Regions from separate parts of the Homo sapiens genome. Here region 2 is linked to region 1. The links are chromatin loops, found by intact Hi-C in ENCODE. Cell type or tissue: Calu3. All regions are shown on one strand. Each heading gives the region's core, and the rest is flanking DNA. Links, peaks and the distances in the headings are about the cores only.

What was found. A loop is a pair of places that touch in the nucleus more often than their neighbours do. Peaks named below come from ENCODE experiments on the same cell type or tissue, not always from the same donor. Only the 100,000 strongest peaks of a DNase experiment are listed, where the experiment ranks them.
Region 2: a loop joins it to region 1, with 2.5 times the contacts of the local background. A loop is called at or near these places in 3 of 110 quality-filtered maps.

Annotation. Positions count from the first base shown.
Region 1 is chr15:85,663,296-85,674,709 of GRCh38, forward strand. AKAP13 (A-kinase anchoring protein 13) reads left to right here. Exons shown (of 37, transcript NM_007200.5): 13 at 1,268-1,460; 14 at 6,427-6,535. Among named protein-coding and RNA genes, the nearest start is that of LINC02883, 90 kb to the right of the region's middle. RefSeq lists an enhancer at 4,793-4,962. In Calu3, for the core only: no CTCF peak of the experiment used is centred there; a DNase peak (open chromatin) is centred at 4,886.
Region 2 is chr15:85,488,468-85,499,881 of GRCh38, forward strand. The region is part of intron 2 of AKAP13 (A-kinase anchoring protein 13); the gene reads left to right. Among named protein-coding and RNA genes, the nearest start is that of AKAP13, 110 kb to the left of the region's middle. In Calu3, for the core only: no CTCF peak of the experiment used is centred there; a DNase peak (open chromatin) is centred at 6,174.

The DNA of each region.
Region 1 (11,414 bases), core at 2,761-7,760:
GGAGGCTCTGTCTCAAAAAAAAAAAAAAATAGGAAAAGAAAGAAAATGAGGTTTACAGAGTCATTTACTTGTAGTTAGTCATGATTTCTATTATATTGAAGAAAAACATATCCATTGTTTAGTTTACCTACTAGAGAAAATAGAGTTATATGGCTTCAGTTCGTTAAGTTATTTACAAAACCAAAATAAATAAATAAATAATTTAAAAAAGCAAATACAAGTCCTGGACTGGTAGGTATGAACTTAATTGGAGCAATTTTCTGTACAGTTTTCCTTGAGTGGAGGTAACTAAGTAGCTTCAGTATACCTTCAGATTGAATTCCAGCTCATTGTTAGCGGAGAACATGGTCAGCTACAGCTATGTTTCGAGATCTTGGTTATTTTAAAGAAGTTTCCGCTGCAGTTGTAACAGATGTGAATTACTCTAGTTAGCAACCCAAGGAGGTTAAATCGCTAACCTGTCTCTGTAGCCTTCTGCTTACTGAAAATGCTTTTCATTCTGCAAACCACAGAATCTGTCTTGGAGGAATCCTCTTTAAAATGCCAAATCCTGACTGCCTTTGTTCCCTTTACCAATATCCAGGCAAAAAATTACAACTCTTTCTACTCTTAGACCAGGTTGCTTTTCAGCATTTGTTCATTAAGGTGTTATATGTGCCTGTTGCAACTAACAATTCTCGAGAAGTCTGTCAGCAGTTGTTTGGCCAGGTGTGCATAGATGGTAACACTCATGAGTAACACTTGGGTTTTCTTGGGTGAAAGCATACCTGTAAAATTATAAAGGTCAACTTGAATGTAAAATTATAAAGGTCCACTTAATGGACATAAGGGCAAGTTACCCAGTTTGCCTTCTGAAAGTTACTTAAGCTCGTATTTTCTCTGTGACATTTAATTACTTGGCATTAGTAGAGTTAGATTCACAAAGATTAATTAGATCAAGGAAAAAACACATATATAAAATATCAGATAACTATGGTCTGTCCATATAGTGTGTAGAAAAAAATCTGAGAAGTGATCTTAGGTGGTTCAACATTTGGATAAATTTAATGCGGTAAGAAAATCTAAGTGCAGTATTCTTTCTCAGTATTCCAAGATCTGTGGGGGAAAGGTAGGTAGTATTCTTTGTGCCATGCCCTTTTAGACAGTTTTGCTAGCTGACATAGAAATAATACACAAACAAGGGAGATATACCCAAAGGGATTTTGTGTCCTCCTTTGTTTTTGAGACCCAGAAATAGAATGAATTAACTTTTGTGCCCTATGTTCAGTTTCAGTCTAGAAGGCTTGACAGGAGGAGCTGGTGTCGGAAACAAGCCATCCTCATCTCTAGAAGTAAGCTCTGCAAATGCCGAAGAGCTCAGACACCCATTCAGTGGTGAGGAACGGGTTGACTCTTTGGTGTCACTTTCAGAAGAGGATCTGGAGTCAGACCAGAGAGAACATAGGATGTTTGATCAGCAGGTAAGTCTTAAATATGTCTAATTTGGAAAAAATATATTTCACAAAATATGAACATAGAAGGCAAGGCTTCTGGTAGTATAAGGCTAGTAGCTATGATTACTTACCCATTATATGATATACTTAATCTAGCACTAAACCAAGTGTTTAGCACCTAATTAAAAAGGGCCAGGCATGGTGGCTCATGCCTATAATCCCAGTGCTTTGGGAGGTTGAGGCAGGAGGATCAATTGAGCCCAGGAGTTCAAGACCAGCCTGGGCAACATAGCAAGACCCCCCATCTCTACAAAAAATTTAAAAATTAGCTGGACATGGTGGTTTGTGCTTGTAGTTCCAGCTACTCGGGAGGCTGAGGTAGGAGGATTACTTGAGACCAGGAGTTTAAGGCTGCATTGAGTTGTGATTGCACCACTGCACTCCAGCCTGGGTGACAGAGCAAGACTCTGTCTCCAAAAAGAAAAAAGAAAAAATAAAGACTACGTTAATCTGCATAGATTTAAATATTCCATCAAGGCACACTTTTTAAAATTAGGAAAGTATCCAGGATATTAAATTGAGTTTTTCCTTCTTATCTGAGACCATCTTTTACCCTCTCAATAGTAAACTGAATCTTGAAATACGCTACATATCGTTATTAATTTTCCCAATTCTCTAAAACATATCCCAAGTTTCTCCTTTGTAGGAAAAAAATTAAAAACAAAACTTTCTTACTACACCTTCCAGGAAATGTCAGTTGATTCTCTCTCCTTCCCATCCCTACCAGAATTCTTTTTTTAAAAAATTATTATTTTTACACTTTAAGTTCTAGGGTACATGTGCACAACGTGCAGGTTTGTTACATAGGTATACATGTGCCGTGTTGGTTTGCTGCACCCATTAACTCGTCATTTACATTAGGTATTTCTCCTAATGCTATCCCTCCCCCAGCCCCCTACCACACAACAGGCCCCGGTGTGTGATGTTCCCCGCCCCGTGTCCAAGTGTTCTCATTGTTCAGTTCCCACCTATGAGTGAGAACATGCGGTGTTTGGTTTTCTGTCCTTAGCGATAGTTTACTCAGAATGATGGTTTCCAGCTTCATCCATCTCCCTGCAAAGGACATGAACTCATCCTTTTTTATGGCTACATAGTATTCCATGGTGTATATGTGCCACATTTTCTTAATCCAGTCTATCATGGACATTTGGGTTGGTTCCAAGTCTTTGCTATTGTTAACAATGCCATAATAAACATACATGTGCATGTGTCTTTATAGTAGCTTGATTTATAATCCTTTGGGTATATACCCAGTAATGGGATCGTTGGGTCAAATGGTATTTCTAGTTCTAGATCCTTGAGGAATCGCCACACTGTCTTCCACAATGGTTGAACTAGTTCACAGTCCCGCCAACAGTGTAAAAGCGTTCCTATCTCTCCATATCCTCTCCAGCATCTGTTGTTTGCTGACTTTTTAATGATCACCATTCTAACTGGTGTGAGATGGTATCTCATTGTGGTTTTGATTTGCATTTCTCTGATGGCCAGTGATGATGAGCATTTTTTCATGTGTCTGTTGGCTGCATAAATGTCTTCTTTTGAGAAGTGTCTGTTCATATCCTTTACCCACTTTTTGATGGAGTTTTTTTTTTCTTGTAAATTTTTTTAAGTTCTTTGTAGATTCTGGATATTAGCCCTTTGTCAGAGGGGTAGATTGCAAAAATTTTCTGCCTTCTGTAGGTCGCCTGTTCACTCTGATGCCTACCAGAATTCTTAAGAGAGCATCTATGCTCCCTGCCTTCTCTTTTTAAAATTTTATTTATTTATTTACTTATTTAGAGACAGGGTCTCACTCTGTCGCCCATACTGGAGTGCAGTGGTGCCATCACAGGTCACTGCAGCTTCAACTTCCCCAGTTCAAGTGATCCTTCTGCCTCAGTCTCCCAAAGTGCTGGCATTACAGGTGTGAGCCACTGTGCCTGGCCTTTGCCTTCTCTTTATCACCATCTAATCATCTCTTAATTTCTGCTGCTACCAGTCTCTTGAAACTCCTGTCTTGAAGGTCATGGATTTCCATGTCAGCCAAATCAAAGTGACTTCTTAGTTCTCATCTTCTGGATGTCCTCATTATCACTTACCACTTTTGACAATCCCTTGGGGAGCTTTTGAGTTGAGAATTCAAATTATTTGCTTTTATATCATTGTACCTCACTGCAAGTCTTTTCTCTTCCTCTTGGGTCAGAAGACTGATTAATTTACGAAAGCATTCTGGGATGCATCTTATTTCCTCCAAATGAAACACTTACAATTTAAAAAAAAACTGTTTTTGAATAGATGACTGGAGTTTGAGGCAAGAATCTAATGATACATTTCTAATTAAACAAAAACATTGACAACCTCTTCCTTGATTTGCTGAGTAGGACTTTGTGTAGAAGTTTAAATTTTTATTGCATCCTACTATGAAGCACTAACATGACCAAATATAAACTTGACACTGAAGGATTATCTTAGTAATTATTGTAACACTTATGCTTGTGTGAGACCAGACAAATAAAGAGATTTAGGCATAATGAAAATCAGTTGAAGAGTGAATTTTGCCCCTTTTAAAAATTTTTCTACTTGTTCTGATACTTCAGAAGGAGTTAGAAAAAATAAGAATATGAAGAATATGCTTGTTGAAGCAAGTGATTTAGATTTACTCAGCCTAATGGTAACAGAGAAAGGAAGAAAAAAATAGGAACAATTCTTGGATGGCTACTGAGCACAGCTTTGCTAAGGGTAAATAAACAGTGAAAAAATCTTTAAAATAAATTGCATTTCAAATTTATAGAATCCTTTGGAAATCATTTACAAGATGAGGTAAAATACCAAAATTGTGGATTTGTAAACAGAATCATAGGCCAAGACTGACATATCCCTTCAGATTTAGCTCCAGCTCATTTAAATGACTTGCCTAAGGCCGTGTAAGTGGCTATTAGCTGAACAGTATTAAACTCAAGAGTTCCTGGCTATTAATTTCTCTGCTTTTTTCCAGGTTTTTGGAGTAGGTGAGTTTTCAAGGAGGAAATAAGAATGATTTAATTTTCTTAATATTATTTATGTGATACCTTTTCTAAGATGGATATTTCCGGGAATTTGACAGATAACCCTGCATTTTAGTAAGACGTTACTACTACTGATGTGTTTCTAAAATGGACTGTCTTTCTGAAGTGGACTTTCTGATTCAGTCTTTCTAGATAAAGTTGTTGTTTTAGTGCCTTGCTATGCTTAGCCTTCCTGGAATCTCTACTTACCCATAGTTTTTATCTTGTATGGAACCTCAGAGTAGGCATTTGAGCTGCTTGTTTCACTCTGATCTAGACGAGTTGCCTGTAGCCAACTTCCTGTTAAAAGTCTCTGCCTTTCACTGAGGTCATTTTTTAGACCTCACAGTTGTATTTGAAACATAGCAACTGTTTGCCTCAGCTGCCATGGTTACACATGAAACAAGCTCTAAATAATCAGAAGTCTGGCCTAAGTGAGTCAAGTTCATGCTAGTAACGGATTTTTCACTGCTTCCCTTTCAATATGTGAGTCATAAGGAGGCAGATTTCATTCTGTGAAGGGAAAGGATTAATGATAAAGTCAGTTAACAATTGGAATGGGCTCTTATCACCAGAAGTGTGCTAGTGGACACTAGATGACTGTCTTTCAGGGATGTTGTACCAGGAACTTCTGCAGGTGGTTGGATTACATGGTCTCAAAGCTGCTGTGAATTTACTGAGAGAGTTAAATTATCAAATTTCAGTTACCTTTACGTTCATGTAGAATCACTATCATCTTAGAAGAGGATAGGGAAGAGATTTAGGCTTCTTTCCAGATACACTGTTGTTTTGTTTGTGATCTTAAGACACTTTACTTGAATCTCAATTTCCAATTATTTAAAATCAGAGGCCAGGCCTGGTGGTTCACACCTATAATCCCAGCACTTTGGGAGGCTGAGATGGGTGGATCATTTGAGCCCAGGGATTTAAGACCAGCCTGGCCAACATGGTGAAACCCTGTCTCTACCAAAAATACAAAAAATTAGCTGGGCGTGGTGGTGCACCCCTGTAATCCCAGCTACTCAGGAGGCTGAGGCGGGAGAATCGCTTGAACCTGGGAGGCAGAGGTTGCAATGAGCCGAGATCATGCCACTGCACTCCAGCCTGGGCGACACAGTGAGACTCTGTCTCAAAAATAAAAATAGGCTGGGTGCGGTGACTCACGCCTGTAATCCCAACACTTTGGGAGGCCGAGGCAGGCGGATCACAAGGTCAGGAGTTCGAGACCTGCCTGACCAACATGGTGATACCCCATCTCTACTAAAAATACAAAATTTAGCTGCGCGTGGTGGCGCGCACCTGTAATCCCAGCTACTCAGGAGTCTGAGGCAGGAGAATTGTTGGAACCTGGAGGCAGAGGTTGCAGTAAGTAAACCAAGATTATGCCTCTGCACATCAGCTGGGTGACAGAGTGAGACTCTGTCTAAAAAAAAATAATAATAAATAAAGTAAAATCAGAATACTATTACTGATATTCTACTATATCTGTATGAAGAAATATTTAGATTTTCAAAGAACAAGTATTGTATGTAGTTTGATATTTCCAGTGAAATTATTTTTAAGTGATTATGCATCCAGCAGATATTTATTAAGTACTTACTAAGTTTGAAACATTGTTAGATGCTATGAGGGATACAGAACCACTGTAAAGAATGGATACTCTAATGATCCCCATTTTACAGATGAGAAAACTAAGCCTCAGAAAAGCTAAGTAACTTCTCTGAAACTGAGCAGCTGTTAAGTAGCAGGAGCAGACTTTAACCTAAGTCTGTCTGACCACAAGGCCTGTGCTCTCACCCGCTTCTTCACTGCCTTATTTTACTATGTGGGTCTAATTATAAGGTTTTATGCTTATCTAGAAATATGAGAGTATATGCTTACAACGTGTTCTTCACTTTTTTACTTCACAGATATGTCACAGATCTAAGCAGCAGGGATTTAATTACTGTACATCAGCCATTTCCTCTCCATTGACAAAATCCATCTCATTAATGACAATCAGCCATCCTGGATTGGACAGTGAGTATACTACTTTTTAAAAAAATTAAATATATTAAATCTTAACCACTCTTCCTATTATTTTTCTCACTTTAAGGCCCCATAACATTACCTGCCAAAATTTGCTTACTACTTCTTTGAGTGAATGGCTCAGCACTTAAACAGAAAAGGTGGCATAGAGTTTATCTTGAGATCTTCTTCCTTTTACCTAAAAATATCCCTAATACATTAAGTTTATTGTATTTGTGGGCATGAATCTGACACACTTTTTAAAATTTTTTTATTTTGAAATAATTTTAGACTTGAAAAATAGTTACAAATAATATTCACTGGGGAAAAAATTGCAAAAATAGTACAAAGTATTCCCATGTATTCTTCACGTCCAGTCCTCAAATGTTAGAATACTTGTTTCGCCAGCCTCTCTCCCTCTCTTTATCACTCCCCTAAAGATTTTTTCTGAAACACTTGAGAGAATAAGTTATATCCATAACTCTCCTTTACCTCTAATTTAGTGTATATTTCCTAAAAACAAAGATATTGTCTTATATTACCATAGTATATGGGTACCATATACTGGCCTTCTCTGGCTACTGAGTGCTAGCATTAGTATATAAGAGTACCTTATACTCTTATATACTGTGGTAGTACTGTATTACAGTAGTCTAATTATCCAAATCAGGAAATTAATATCGATAAAATTGTGTTATCTAGTATGTACACCTTATTCAGATTTCAAATTTTCTCACTTATTTCTGGGTCCAAGATTCAATCTAAGAATATACATTGAATTAAGTTGTCATATCTCTTTAGTCCACTTTAATCTAAAAAGTTCCTCAGTTGATCTCTGTCTTCCATAAACTTGTCAGTGGAGAAACCTCGCACAGTAACTGACCTGAGCTTTTCAACAATGTCAAGCTCAAGAAGGACAAAGCAAGACTGAGACAGAGATTTAGTTCAGTGAGGGCCAGTAGGATTGCATCTGAAAGGGGTTAGTGGACCTGTATGCGGATTCAGATCAACTGGTGTTGGAAGTTATGTAGAGATGTCATGGCATCCATAAGCGCAGGGCCTTGTGATGCTCAAAAACATACTTGGATTGGATCAGTGTTGTTTGTCACAAAAAAGGCAACTTGTTCTTTGAGAAGCCTCATTTTTTATTTTTTAAATGTTGATTTTTTTATGAGTAGTTGCTGTGTGGGATCTGGATATAAAGATTAAATTCTCATCAGAGAGGGAGTGAGTGATACATTATGTTCTTTGCTGAAAGACCATGTGTCTCGGAGGCTGAAGCAAAGGAAATAAACACACTCTCCTGGTGTTTATGGGGTTTCCTCATTGTTCCCTGATATAATTCAGTTTAAGAGTTGGTGACAGAAGCAGATGCCCTATATTCATGGGATGTTCCATCTCACTTCATGACTTACTGGAATCCTAATTTTTAAAATTTTCACAGTGGAATTAAGACATAATGGATGACTCTAGCCAGACATGCTGACACATGCCTGTAGTCCAGCTGCTTCAGAGGCTGAGGCAAGAGGATCATGAGCCCAGGAGGTCAAGGCTGCAGTGAGCTGTGATGGCACCACTGCATCCCAGCCTGGGTGATAGAGTGAGACACTGCCTCAAAAAAAAAAAAAAAAAAAAAAAAAGAGAGAGAGAGAAAGACATAATGGGTGATTCTGTTAACTTTTTTCTTGTTTTCATGTGATTAATATTTCAAATACAAATCTAGCGTATTTGACAAAAGGTGTCTAACGGAGACTTATTTTCAAAGATATGTCCCCCAGAACTGTGACAGAAATAGCTTTTCCTGTTTTTGCTTGTTTGGATTTTTTTTTTTTTTTAATTTGGCTTTGAGTTAGATGTTTGGCTTGTATAGAATGGAAAGTACAATTGAATAGTTTGCAGTGAATTTGATAAGCCAGAATGCTAGCACTCAGTAGCCAGAGAAGGCCAGGAAGGCACTCTAAGTGAGACATTTCAGCTCAGCGTCCCCTCCTTCCGTGACCAGCAAGTGTCGTGACATAGTGGATATTGTACTTCTACAGCAACAGATAACTAGTACCAACAGAATGTGTCCCATAGAGAGACCTTTTTCCTATATTTTGTGACATGCTTTCTTTCCTTGTGGATGAAACACTTCATTATTTTTCCTTCACAAAACACGGTGCTTTTTGACTGTGTTTTCAGTTGCTATCCAAACACTATAAATAATACAGCTAACTCCCCAAAGCGCTATTCTAGAGGTTCTGACACATAGAGCTTTTCTTCCCGTTGCTGAGAATTTTTCTGCTCAACTCACCTAGGGAACCTGATTGCAGTAGTAGACTGCTGTCAAAAGTGGAGCTTCAAGCAAGAGTTTATTCCTTTCATCCAAATGTAATACCCTCATTCTGATTTGTAGTGTACGTTTCATGCAGGCTGGAATGATAGCTAGCCCCACGTACCTTCCTAATAGCATATGCTGCAACAGAAGGACCCATCAACCTTAATGTCACTATTTCTCCTTAGTTCCTCCTATATACAATTAAAATAGTTTCCCACCTGTATTTGTTATTCTACACTAGAAACATAATACATCATTTTGGAAATGTTAAAATTCTGACTAAAGAGAAGACTAAAACTTGTGTTAAAGTGTGTGTGGTATGCCTTAAGCATCGGGATAACTGATACTTCATAATTTGCTCCAGGCTCAAGTGTTCAATTCCAAGTCACTTAAATACTCAGCATGATTCATCTATGGTCATAGTCTCCCTAACTGAAATAGTGTCATAAATAAAATCCTCAGTGATTTTTAAAGCCTAAAATGTTTGGTACACTCAAAATATTTTAACTGATATTTTAAGCACACTTAGTAGCTGTATTACTTTGAGCTTGTTACTGAAACTCTCTGCATCAATTCAACTGTTAAATGGGGATGATAATGTGATGTGGCTTAAATCTGACTTCATTTGAAGTCCATAGCATATTTTCTGTCATATAATGAGCACATGCTGTCATTGTGGAGTGTGATTGTTCACAATAACCAGAACAGTGCCAGGGTCCATTTTTCTCTGCCCAGAGCTTAAGCAAGGTTAAACATTGCTCACCATTGCTAGGACATTGTCCCTTGTTGTCTTGCACTTGGCTGTTTATTATGAGTGTGCTTGTTTAGGAACAGAATGTTTTCTAAACTCATCCTAATCTCACTGCTTTCCAGCTTTTACCTGTGCTCTTTTTCCTTCTAAAGAAATTATTAGTTTCCTCAACCACAGTTTATCACAGCTGTCAGTAAAACTTGAGCATTTCTGGAAATGTATTTCCACTGAGCTGTTGTCCAGAATGTCTTTTGTTGGGTCATTTGCTAGATTAGAAAAACAGACAAACTTGTAGCATTATTTCTAAGCTGGGATCTGTTTTTTAAAAAATCTACTGATGTAAAGGAAAATACTGAATAGAGAGGGTGACTAAAATATTTCTGTATCACTTTCTGGGGTGGAGAGTAGGCAAGCAGTAGCTTCTTTAGGAACCACAGAGGACGGGAAAAGCTGCAGTGTCTCCTGTCTTGGACTTCCTGTCTTGATTCGAAGGGTGGGATATGATGAGCGTGACTTGCCGGCAATTTTTTAGGGGGTCGCAGTAGCACAGGTGCTGGCTGTGTCATGAGGCTTGGTGCCTGGGAGGACTGCCCTGAGAGAAACTTCTCCATGGAATGTGTTCACAGCATTTCTCCTCCTTGCATCAGAGAAAGATTGTGTGGAGCCTTTTTCTCCCACTGTGCTGGGAAACATAGATGGTTTCTTGATAGAACTTAAAAATAAATTTTATTTTCACATGTATAGAATTCAGTTATTACAGATGATCCCTTTCTTTCTTTCTTTTTTTTTTTTTTTTTTTTTTTTTTGGGGAGACAGAACAGAATCTTGCTCTGTTGTTGCCCAGGCTGGAGTGCAGTGGCACGATCTTGGCTCACTGCAAGCTCTGCCTCCCGGGTTCATGCCATTCTCCTGCCTCAACCTCCCGAGTAGCTGGGACTACAGGTGCCCGCCACCACACCCGGCTAATTTTTTTTTTGCATGTTTTTAGTAGAGATGGGGTTTTACCATGTTAGCCAGAATGGTCTCGATCTCCTGACCTCATGATCTGCCCACCTCGGCCTCCCAAAGTGCTGGGATTACAGGCGTGAGCCACCGTGCCCGACCCAGATGATCCCTTTCTATGGCTGTATTTTTAACCTTTTCATTGCTCCCACCCAGAAGATGCTTCAAATAATAGAGAATCTGCTTGATTGCATCCCTGGAAACACATTAGTGGTGATAATGTTGAAAGGGGAATTGGACCCGTTAGACGTTTTAACTTCATATGCTTCTTAATGAGATTTCATTTTCCCCTTCATTTTGCATGGTTTGTTACAGGTTGAGCATCCCTAATTTGAAAGTCTGAAATTTCTCAAAATCTGAAACGTTCGAGCACCAACATGATGCCACAAGTGGAAAATTCCACATATAAGGCCTTAACAAAATTATGTAACATATTATATAAAATTACCTTAGAGCTATGTGTATAAGCTGTATATGAAACAAATGAATTTCATGTTCAGATGTGGTTCCCTTCCCCAAGATGTCTCATCATATATATGCAAATATTCCAAAATTCAAAATCTGAAATACTTCTGACCCCAAGCATTTCAGAAGGAATACTCTGTGTGTATCACAAAGAAGGGCACTTTCCCTTGGGGTTGTTTTTACACCTTTGCTTATGGCATGTGAGTTTGCCAAGTTTCTTAAGCATGTTGTGATGGGAGTAGTAGCTTGTAGTTGTATGGCATGCATTAGACTATGACAGCTAAGGCCATCTTGAGAGCTGAACTGTGGCAGTTACATATCTGTACCAGATCTTTAAAAAGGTAAAGGATCTGTGT
Region 2 (11,414 bases), core at 3,676-8,675, 170 kb before region 1:
ATGGCTTCCCCAAATTTATTCACTTCTTAATCCCTAGAACCTGTGAATATTTACCTTACATGGCAAAAAGAACTTTTCATACTTGATTAAGTTGAGGATCTTAAGATGGGAGCTTATTCTGAAATATCTGAGCTTCCCGTTGTAATTACAGGAGTTCTCATGAGTGAGAGGGAGTATCAGGAGAGTCAGTGGTCAGAGATTTGAAGATGCTACACTGCTGGCTTAGAACATGGAGGAAGGAGCCCATGAGCTACGGAATGCAGCTCTAGAAGCTGGAAATAGCAAAAGAACACTTTCTCCACATAGAGACTCTAGAAGGAACACAGCCCTGCTGGCACCTTGATTTTTAAACAAGTGAAAGTCATTTTGGACTTCTGACTTCCAGAAATGATATATGATAATAAATTTATGTTGTCTTAAGCCACTGAGTTTGTGATAATTTTTTGTAACAGCAGTAGAAAACTAATAGAGTAGTAGTTTGAGAAAATTAGTGATAAAGGATACTTGGGAAGGAAAGGATAAATGCAGTTAGGTCAGTTAGAAACTCTCTGATCTTGCCATCATGGAGCCTGAGAACTTTAGAGTTAGTAAATACTTTAGCTAATATATGCTTCAACCTCTCCCTTTTAGACATGAGGAAACGAGGTCTGAAGATGTTGTGATAAGATGGCACAGCTAATTGGTGGTAAATTGTGAATTGAACCTTTGTTTTCTGGACTTAAGTCATAGAAACCACTGTAAACCTTGTTAAGCTTTAAAAAGTTTCATTCTGTTAGGGAAGCACAGCTCAGTTCTGAGTAACATAGTTAATACACTAAGTGCTTTGTATATGTTTGTGTTTAATTGACTTGAGCAGGCTCTACTGAAGAATACTTCTTTAAACTTCAGGATTCAAGTATGTCCATCAACAGTAATACTTAATGGGGCAATATGTTATCTCCTTTTTAAAAGGAGAGTAACAGTGTATTGGATTCTCAGTGAACTGAGTCAAGTTGCAGGGATTTATGCTGTTTTGGTGAGGAAAAGTAGCTGTTTTATGATGGCTCATTGAGCAGGGTGGTGGGGGAAGTTCTCTGCACCTGGACAAAGAAATAAGCAAGAGAACAAAGACTGTGAAGATTTTCATTTAGATCATATTTGGGATCTGCCAGGGGTGAGTATCATCATTAGAAGGGAGAATATTGCTGCTAAATAAGGAAAAACACTGTACCCGGAGAAGAACTTTTATCTGTCAGTTAAGACAAATAGGCTGGACTCCAAATAAATATTTTAATCAGACTTTGAATAAAGATGTGTCCAGAATACGTTGCAATAGTTAAAAATGTAAGGAAGGTTCCAAAGTGTACAGGTGGCAGTACTGTTGGATGTTTCAATTAAGCTCTTTTAATGAATTATTTTCAATGAAATGTTCACCATAAAATGTGCAGGACCCTGGCCTGAAACTTTGGAGACCAGTAGCTCAATATGGCTATGCCTTGGTTTTCCTGTCTGTTAGCTCTGATTGCATGAGTACAACCTTTATGTTAGGCAAGCTAGTTACATCACTAAGTCGGGTTTTTCTCACAGTCGCCACAAAAGTAATGATTATTGCCAGATGAATTCATAAGAATTGCATTTTCAGTTCCATTTAGTGGTAGTGCTAAAAACTCTGAGTAGCTTAGTAGTATCCTTCTTGGTATGAGGGCCTGGATTGTTTAGAGAGAGGAAAGATGGAGAGGCAGTGGCAGATGCAAGAAATATTTCAAAAGAAACAGCAGGGCCAAATGCTTTATTAGACTATAGGGAGTGAAAGAGAACCATGAATGACAGTTGATTGAGAACTTGAGTGTGAGTGACAGCTGATGCCATCATTGGGTATAGAGAAGAAGGAGATGATGATCTTGTTCTTTACACATGTTAAATAAAGTCACATGGGTATCCTGTTCATAGGTGGAGGTGTGTGCTTGAAACTACAGAGCAAGGAAGTTGGTTTTGAAGTGAAATCGTTTGAGTCTTCTCTAAGAAATTGATTCTTTTGACACCATGTGACTGTAAGAATAGATGAGCTCTTTGAGAAGCTAAAAGAGTGGATGGAATTAGTATAGTGGACTGTGGTGTAGAAGACAAAGTGAGTCAAGAAAGGAGTTCCAGAAACCTGGGTTGCATTTTAGCCTTAAACATTTTGTTCCTGGTGTTTCTTAATTTCACTTATACATCAGGATTGGAAGTAAACTTTGGGCTGGAGCTGGGCAATTTATTCTTTTATTCAGGTGCCTTCTTTGTGCCAAGACCTGTTCTGGATGCTGGAGATTTAGCCATGAACAAAACAGAAGGTCCCTGCTCTCCTGGTACTTGCATTGTAGTGAGAAGAAGGAAGACAGCAAGATAACATATCAGGAAGAAAAGTTCTATGAAAATAAATGAAATGGCGATGTGATTGTGCCTGACCAGGGGCTGTTTTATCTTGGGTGGTCAGGGAAGGCCTTTGAGGGGCATGTCATTTAGGCTGAGACCTGAAGGAGCCAGCATGTGAAGCTCCTAGAAGTGTTCTAGCCCAAGGGAACAAATGCAGAAACTCTAAAATGAGAAGTAGTAACTTAATATGTTTGAGGAACAGAACAGTGGCTGGGGCTTAATGAGTGCAAGGGGAAGGGGTCCAATCTCTTCTGCATGAGGTTGGAGATTTAGGGAGGAGATGAGGAAGAAGCTGGATCTTGTAGGATTTAACAGACCACTGGATAATCTCCCTGGGCCTACCTTCCCTCACATCTGAACCCTACTACAGCTCCTATCCCTGTGTGTACTCAGAAAACATTAGAGCTCCTTCTGGCTTGAGGTCAAGTCAGACCTCTTAGGGATACTGGGATTTATCCTAATGTGGATCTGCTGACCCTGGGCAGATGGGATTCTTAGATAGTTTAAACATACATATTTTGGACTACCCTTTTGAGGAAAAAATAGTTTTAGTCCTTTCTAGTTGTCATTAAGATCCACATTTAGATATAAATGGATGTTCTTGAATTGAGGAATATGTATATATTTATATATATTTATTATATATTATATATTATATATATTATATATTTTATATATAATATATATATTTTAGCAGATTTGGCTCTTATGAGAGGACAGTGTAATAAAGAATACTTCTTTGTTTTTATATTGTTTCATGGCTGGATTGCTTTTTGGGAGGAAAAAAACTATTTTCAAAACTTGGTACTGTTACTCCATTTGTGAACCTGAATAAGTGGTGTATAATATGATTTAATAGTAGTCCTTTCATTCTCTAGTTTTCTGTGGGTACTTTACCTGCAGTTGTGTAATTCATTTGCATCACCTGTAACCTTTCTAGTTGACAGCTCCTTAAAAACAAGAGCTCATGTTTGCATAGTACCTCATAGTTAAGAAAGCACATTTGCATGCCTTACGTTAATGCATGCAGTGCTCACAGCAGTGTTACCAGTCCCAGAGCAGAGAAAGCTGCATCGTTACTTTCGTCATACATAAGGAAACATAAGGTTAAGACGGTTCATCTAGTGAATGGCAGAAGTGGGGCTTTACCCAGAAATGGTTACTCTGAAATTCATTTTCATTCTTCTATATACCAAGATGTCTTATTACAAATACCAAGTCCACAACTGTTCCATAAGATGCAAACATGTCATAGCACTTAATATTATAGAGACTTGCAGAAATAAAATCCTTTTAAAGAATAGGTAACCCAAGTTTACTCTTCCATTTCATGTTTTAAAAGATTTAATGGGTTTTATTTGAAATAACTCCAAGGCCAAGCACAGTGGCTCATGCCTGTAATCCTAGTACCTTGGGAGGCCAAGGCAGGAGGATCGCTTGAGCCCACGAGTTCAAGCCTGCAGTGAGCTATGAACATACCACTGCACTATAGCCTGGGCTACAGAGCGAGACCCCATCTCAAAAAACAAAACAAAACTTTAAATGTACAGAGAAGTTACAAGAAGAATACAATAACTTCACCTCTATCAACTCTTGTTAAATTTAGTCACATTTGCTTATTCTCTGTATTACATATTTTTATTTATTTTAGTCATTTGAAAGTTGCAAACAGTATACTCTGTTCCCCTTAAATATTTCAGCATATATTTCCTAAGAATGAAGACATTCTGCTTCATAACCACAGTATAATTAACAAAAAACAGGAATTGTAACATTGATGTAATACTCTTACATGATGTAAGTCTATATTCACATTTCTCTAATTTTCCCAATAATGTCCATTATAGCACCCTTTTCCTTTTTCAATCCAGGATTTAAACACATTATATCTCTTTAGTCTCTTAATTTTATTTTGTAGCATGTTTTGTCATGATTTTGGCAATGGACTACATGAGTGATGTTCTTGGAGTATCACATTAGGAGGACACATGATGTATTCTTTTCCAATTATTGGAAGTGTTAACTTTGATACCTTAGTTAAGGTGGTATTGAATCTACATAATTTATCTGTTCCAGAGGAATTGGGCATATAAGAGATGGTATGAGTAGTTGTTCACTTTCCCCCTCTAAAGTTGTTTCTGGTTTGGAGGTATCTTTTGCATATTGGATTTTCCTAAAATGGGGTACCCTTGTTCTGCGCAAGGTGTACCCTTGAATATAGGCGAAAGGGCTAATGTCAACAGAGAGCTCATTTTGAGTGATAAATTGCCTGAGGTTTAAGGGGGCGTTGTCTCTGCCTTTGTGGATACACATGGTTATTTAAGAAATGTAATACTCAGCTGAGCTATAATGACCATTTTTAATATGGAACATAGTAGGCACTTAGTAAACATTCATTGAGTGAGTGAATGAACTACAGTTTAGATAAGACTACTAAAATTTTAATGAAATTCACTTCATTTTGACAGAGCTACTTTTCTTAAAATTGCTCATTTGTTTCCCAGGTTTCATTCATTAATCTGCCTAGCATAGGCCCTGAGTAGCTAGTGATGTCACCTTTGTTACTGAAGGTGTGGCCAACAGGGAAATGAAGGTGATAACCTTGTCTTTATGGTGCATGTGGAACCTTTGAAACTGTAAGGAAATCCTTACAGCATCCCTGTGAAGTACAGCTGAGTGTGTTTGATAGTTTTATTACAGAGATGCATTCTGTGAGATAATATCTTACCTAGTTGAAGAAGCGTACTAGAAATAGTGCCTATATCTCTCCAGTCCTGAATTATCTTAGTTCTTTTGGGAGTTATAATCTGAGCCATTTGTTTATAGCAAGCCATGTGACTGCTTCTATTTTTTATGAACATAGTACATGCCCCCTTTGTCTCTAGAGCTCTCCTCACTGTCAAGATACAAAGCATAGTCTTGTCCTAGACGGGGTAAGGGACGAGGGATGCTGTCAGATGATAAAAGAAAAAGCCAAGCACATGAAGGAAAGGTTGGTATTAAAAAATGTATTACATTTCTTAAATAACCATGTGTATCCACAAAGGCAGAGACAATGCCCCCTTAAACCTCAGGCAATTTATCACTCAAAATGAGCTCTCTGTTGACATTAGCCCTTTCACCTATATTCAAGGGTACACCTTGCGCAGAACAAGGGTACCCCATTTTAGGAAAATCCAATATGCAAAAGATACCTCCAAACCAGAAACAACTTTAGAGGGGGAAAGTGAACAACTACTCATACCATCTCTTATATGCCCAATTCCTCTGGAACAGATAAATTATGGAGATTCAATACCACCTTAACTAAGGTATCAAAGTTAATGGGCTCTATCTATCACCACTCCCACACTCTAAGCCCTACTGGATCTAGCAACCTAGCAACTAGACTCCAGAAACAGTAAATAAATCCTCCCTCAGACTAACAGCTGAAAAGGAAACAAGAGTTTTAGACTTCTGATGAAGGAGGAGGAAAGGGTCTTTGGATGCCCCTTATGTCAGGCCCCAGGCTTAGTCTGGAAGAGATCTGTCTAGGCCAGGCCTGAAGCTCTGCAAGGTACAAGGAAATAATAGCTGTCAAGAATTAGGCGACGTGGATGAATCCCATACTTGATATGCCAGAGAAAGTCACTTCCTCTGTCCTCTCATCATTTTACTACACCCAAGTGAATGTCCCACACTCAGTTCTACATGTAGGAATGGACTTTATGGGAGAGGTCAGGACTGGTGACGAATTTGATGAGTCATAGGAATCATTGTATGTTAGGAGTGGTTGAGCCCAGTCTTCCGGAAGAGTGAGGATATTGAACTACAGAGAGAGATTGAGGGAAGTTGCCTGCAGTTTCACAGCAGGTTACGAGAGGTCTGAACAGGTAGCAGAATCTGCAAATAATTAGCTTATCTGGTGTACAGGAGGCAGGTCCCTAATTGGTTTGAATTTAATACTCAAAGTACATGCGCAGAGAAGTTATAGTATAAGATTCAGAACAAATGGGCTAAGTAAGAGAAAAAAATGTAGCAATTGGAAGATGAAGAAGAGAGGAATATTCAAAAAGATAGCATTGTGCTCCTTTCTTGGTGGAGTGAACAGGTGAGGATTATACTGTCTTTATGGATTATAGGTACATTGGAAAATAGTTTACAGTTATTATTTGAAATTCCTCTATAGTGAAGGAAGTAGTCAAGATAAAATGTGTTTTGTGACTTTTGATATAGGAAAGTCAGTAATAGCCATCTCAATAAAGTATATGCTCAGCTATTTCATCTTTATACTTAGAGATTCCTCAAGAGGATGGTTACACATTAGCTCTGGATCAGTGAGAGTAAGACCAAGGCCCTGGAACAGTAAGGCTTTCTCTTGTAAAGCTCAGTTCCCATGGTTCTTTGATGCTTTTTCTGTGTTAGAATAATGTTCTTTACTGGTTTCCAACATGTTTCGGTGGGCATTGGACCCTTGTGGTTAATGATCTGTGCAGCTGTAACTCCAGAGTGGCTGGCTCTACAGAACACTGACTCAGATGGCTTGTATTCGATGCTGATAATTCACTAACTAAAACGACTATAAGAACACATTTCAAGAGGAGAAATTTGGGGTGCATATCTCAGATTCTTCAGTTATAAACTTGCTTTTTTGTGTCTCTTAAGATTTATGGTCTATTGAACACATCTCTGTGTCTCCCTCAGGAAAGCCAAACAGCATATTTTTGCCCCTGCAAATTAAACACTTTTTAAAGCCAGTGAGTTACTCAGATGTGAGATTTCAATTTTTTCCAAGGCATGCTCGAAGGTAATATATGGGATAATAATCATTACCTGCCATATGTTTGGGATAAAACCCACACTTATTAGATTTTCAAGGGGAAGAGCCATTCCAATTATAAAACAAATTTCCAGAACCCCAACAGATCTGGTTGATTATGTCGTCCTTCCTCTCTTGTTTTCTCTCAGTACCAAATGTTTTTGCATGTAACTGCTTCTGGGAGGAGGCAAAACATCCTGATAATAGAAGAGCACCATAAGAAAGAATTATCTGGCACTAGATGCCTTTCTTTATTTAAAATGTGCAAAACAAAATCTCCAGTGATTTTAAACTGTTTCTATTAGAATAGGGACCGTTCCTTATGATATTGTTCTGTTTTCCCAAGGAAAAGTTAGGGTGCTATTATTGGTTGAGAACCTACTCTTGGCAAGGAAACATGGCCAGCACTTAATACACATTACCTGATTTAATCATGACAATAGACATATAGGGTTTGGTTATTGTATCCACTTTACAGCCAGGGTGGATGGTAGGGTTCGCATCCTGTGAGTGGCTACAAAGCACCCCCACCTCCTTTTTTCCCTCAAAAGCCCATTTAAAGAAGGGAAATCAGAAGAGCGTATCCACTGGACTTGCATTTAGATCTCGAGAAAAGCTTATCAGAGTGATTTTCTACCACCACATTGGGTTCCTGTTTACTCCAGACTTACATTTTCAGCCTCCGTGAAGACTTGGACTTTGCGCGTAGATTAACTTGCTTCTCTGTTTATGCTAATTAAAACAGACCTCAGAAGACGAGCATGCAAACGGAGATACTGTGATTAGGAGGAGGAGGTTTTAAAATTTTTATCAGTTAAAAAAATTTATTCCTGAACAAGTGTAGTTTGCATAAATAATCAAATTTTTGAAGGGCCACAGAAATTAGGTTACCTCAGCTTAGTGTTCTCAGTTGCCTCCTTATAGGGAAGACTAATTTGGTAATGGCACAGTTTTATCGTTCTTCCTAGGAAATGCATTTCCACAGCAGGCTCTGAAATAACCTGGCTGTGCTTCTCACTTGGCTGTTAGGATACATTTTGCTTATACAAAGAGCCTTATCAGCCTCCTGATCTCTTAAATGGATTACCTGCCTTTGCCTTAACAATACATTTCTGATAGGTCTGCTCCAGCATCTGTGGGCTGGTGGCCTTGTCCAGCCAGATCTGAGACCTGCCAGAAGAATAAGGAAATCAAGGGTTCCTCCGTCTAGCTTTTGATGGTTTTACAGAGCAGGAATTTCAGTTTCTTTCTGTTGGACTTTTTAATCAGTTTCCAGAAACTTGCTTTGAATTTGAAGTTAATGGGCTTTTCATTTGTAAGTAGTATTTTCTCATTTTTCCTTGGCATTTTTAGAACAGACAAAGGTACAAAGGTCAAAGACTTTTCAGAGCCTTTTTACAGGATACTTTTTCAATAACTGGGTGTTTGCCAAGCTATCACATAACAGTGAGGGGATTAAAATTTCCATTTGGTACTAGTGAAGAGGAGTCTTGCTGTCCAAGAAAGATTAAAATATATCACTCTGTACCTTTAATTCATTTAAAACAAGTATTTGTGAAGCACCTATTAGGTGAATGGGACATTTGATCTTAGAGGAATAGATTCTTTCACTGGGGAGGAAGGGGCTCAGATGCATGCGTAGATAAATTACAGTGCAAGGAATACCTGTTGGAGTGCTGCTAGACGAGCTGTGCAAACAGTGATTGTTCATGGCAGGGAGAGAGGAATGGAATATTGGCAGATGTAATTGGGAAGCTTTCAGAAAAGGTGGGGGCTCTACCAGCCTGGATAGATAGGCTGTGGAGACTGGGAAGAGCAGAGTGAGAGGAGGAAGCACAGTCTTTGGAGTAAGGCATGGAAGAGTGTTATCAGTTGTGGGGAGAGACTTTGCTTGACCAGGGTGGGCAGTTCACATTGAAGGATACCTGGAGATGAGATTATATATAGCTGCTCTGTTTAGTAATGTAGTCATTAGCCACATGTGACTGTTTAATTAAAGTGAAATAAAATTAAAAATTCACTTCATCAAATAGTGCTCAGTTGCTACACATAGCTAGTGGCTACCATACTGATTGCAGATAGAAAATATTTCCATCATTGCAGAAAATTCTGTTGGTCAGCACTGATAAAGGAAGTATGGGGTTTTACACAGGATAACAGTGTGAAGAGCAACTGGAGATCTTTTGACCAGGCAAATAGTAGCATGATGAAAGTCATACCCAAAATAAAGAGTAGAAGGAGAGCAGTGAGGGGCTGTCAAGTAGGTAGGCCTATCACTTCACCGTTACAGCACACAGAATGAGATCTGGGGATGATGAAGCTGTTCCGCAGGAAGAACATATGGATTTTGTCTGGTAGAATGACTGAAAACCTCAAGGAGCCACAGAATGGCCACTGAGGGTTTTAGTGTGAGGGACAGAGGGAGAATGGTGTAGCATCAATGAGCAAACAGTTTGGAGGAGGAGCTGCCTTGGAAGCCTGAGGGAGAACAGTCATGTTTTTTACAACAATGTGTGGTAGTAAGGATTAAATGAAGTGAGATATATATATATATATATATATATATATCACATTGAGCGAGATCATAGATAAAACTTTAGATATAGGTGGTTTTAAAAAGAGACGTACCCCCGTTATTTTGACATAGTGCATGTAAAGTTACATTGTGTGGCTTCGTCTTGCATCTTCTGCATAAATACTTGCGCTGAGAGCTCTTTCCCTTGTTAGCTTAGGTAGCAACTACCTTTTACTGAACACCTTCCTTGTAAGGTAACTTACTTTATCTCCTCACCCATGTGAGATCCATTTTATAGATGAACGAACATAGCTAGGAAGAGGTGAAGCGGTAATTCAAACTAAAAACTTTTGCTCTTCCCATTTCATCTCTGCACGTGAGGATGGTTTCACTATCAGCTCCCCAGGTTGATACTATTGAAGCTTGATGCTTACATCACATCTACATTTAGAGGTTGTCTTTGGCACTGAACTCTATTTACCATCTCTTTTTCAAATGTAAGACATACATCCTATAAAACTTGCTTACTCTCAGTGGTAATTGGTATGTGGGGTGACCTGGAATGACTGCCATCTGGACTTCTCTAGGGCGCTGGCTCTTGGTGTGAGGTCCGCAACCAGCAGCCACAGGCATGAGCACCACTAGGAACTTGGTAGAAATGCAGGTGTTTACGCCCCATCTCAGACCTAAATGCCAGAGGGTGGGGCCCAAAAAGTCACTTTAAAATAAGCCCTTCACATGATTCTGATGCACTCCAAAGTTTAAGCATATAAACCAAATGAACAAAGAGGATAGTTTTGAAAAGCCTCCTATGAATTAAATTGGAACTGTATGGGTACATTTACATTTTTCAACACGGCTGACTGTGTAACCCATCAGCAGTGGTTGCCTGTAAAGATGCATGGGAAAGTGTATATATTAAGTAAGATATTATTTCAGAAGGACAGATCTATGGCTTTTCTTTTTTAAAGGCTAGCTTCCTGAGTAAATTATCACTGCGTTATTGACTCAGAATAATATCAAGGTGTGTACTATCAAATACAGGGTTGGGTATCTCTTTGTAAGAGATAGCAGTGATTTTCAGTGGATAATTAAGGGAATTAGCACTTCACATTTTTTTCATGATATTTTTATGTCACTTAGAATTTTTCACGAATTATTCCTTGTATGATTGTAGATAATTAAAGCCCCATATGCTTTGCAGTAGTAGCAGCAGCGCAGATTATGATGCAGATGGAATTGGTAAGAGCAGTAGGTTTTGAAATGAGGTTGTAGACGGGCTGCTGAGACTGATTTTTGGACAGCATAAATGAAAGCAGTATTCTGATGTCAGCATTTGGAGTTTAAAAATCCCTAGCCATGGATCCCGTGCTGAGTCATTGGTACTTCAGGTAAACCAATTCCAACTCTATGTAAGCTAGCCTTCAGCCATGTGAAACTGTTAACGGCATCTCTTCCTCTCTCTGAACTGCACCCCCGAGCCCTGCCAATCCCTAACACATGCATAAAGAAAAACACTTATCTTTCAGGATTCATTTCCTGCCACTTGTCTCTGTGGAGCCCCTCCTGAGCTTTCATCCTCCTGTGGATCCATCACTCCTACTCCTATGCCCCGGCTACTCTGTGCAGACTTTGTAATAAGAGCTTGAGCACTTCAGATGCACATTTGTATGCATGCCTTTTCCGTTTATTATGTTCCTTGAGGGT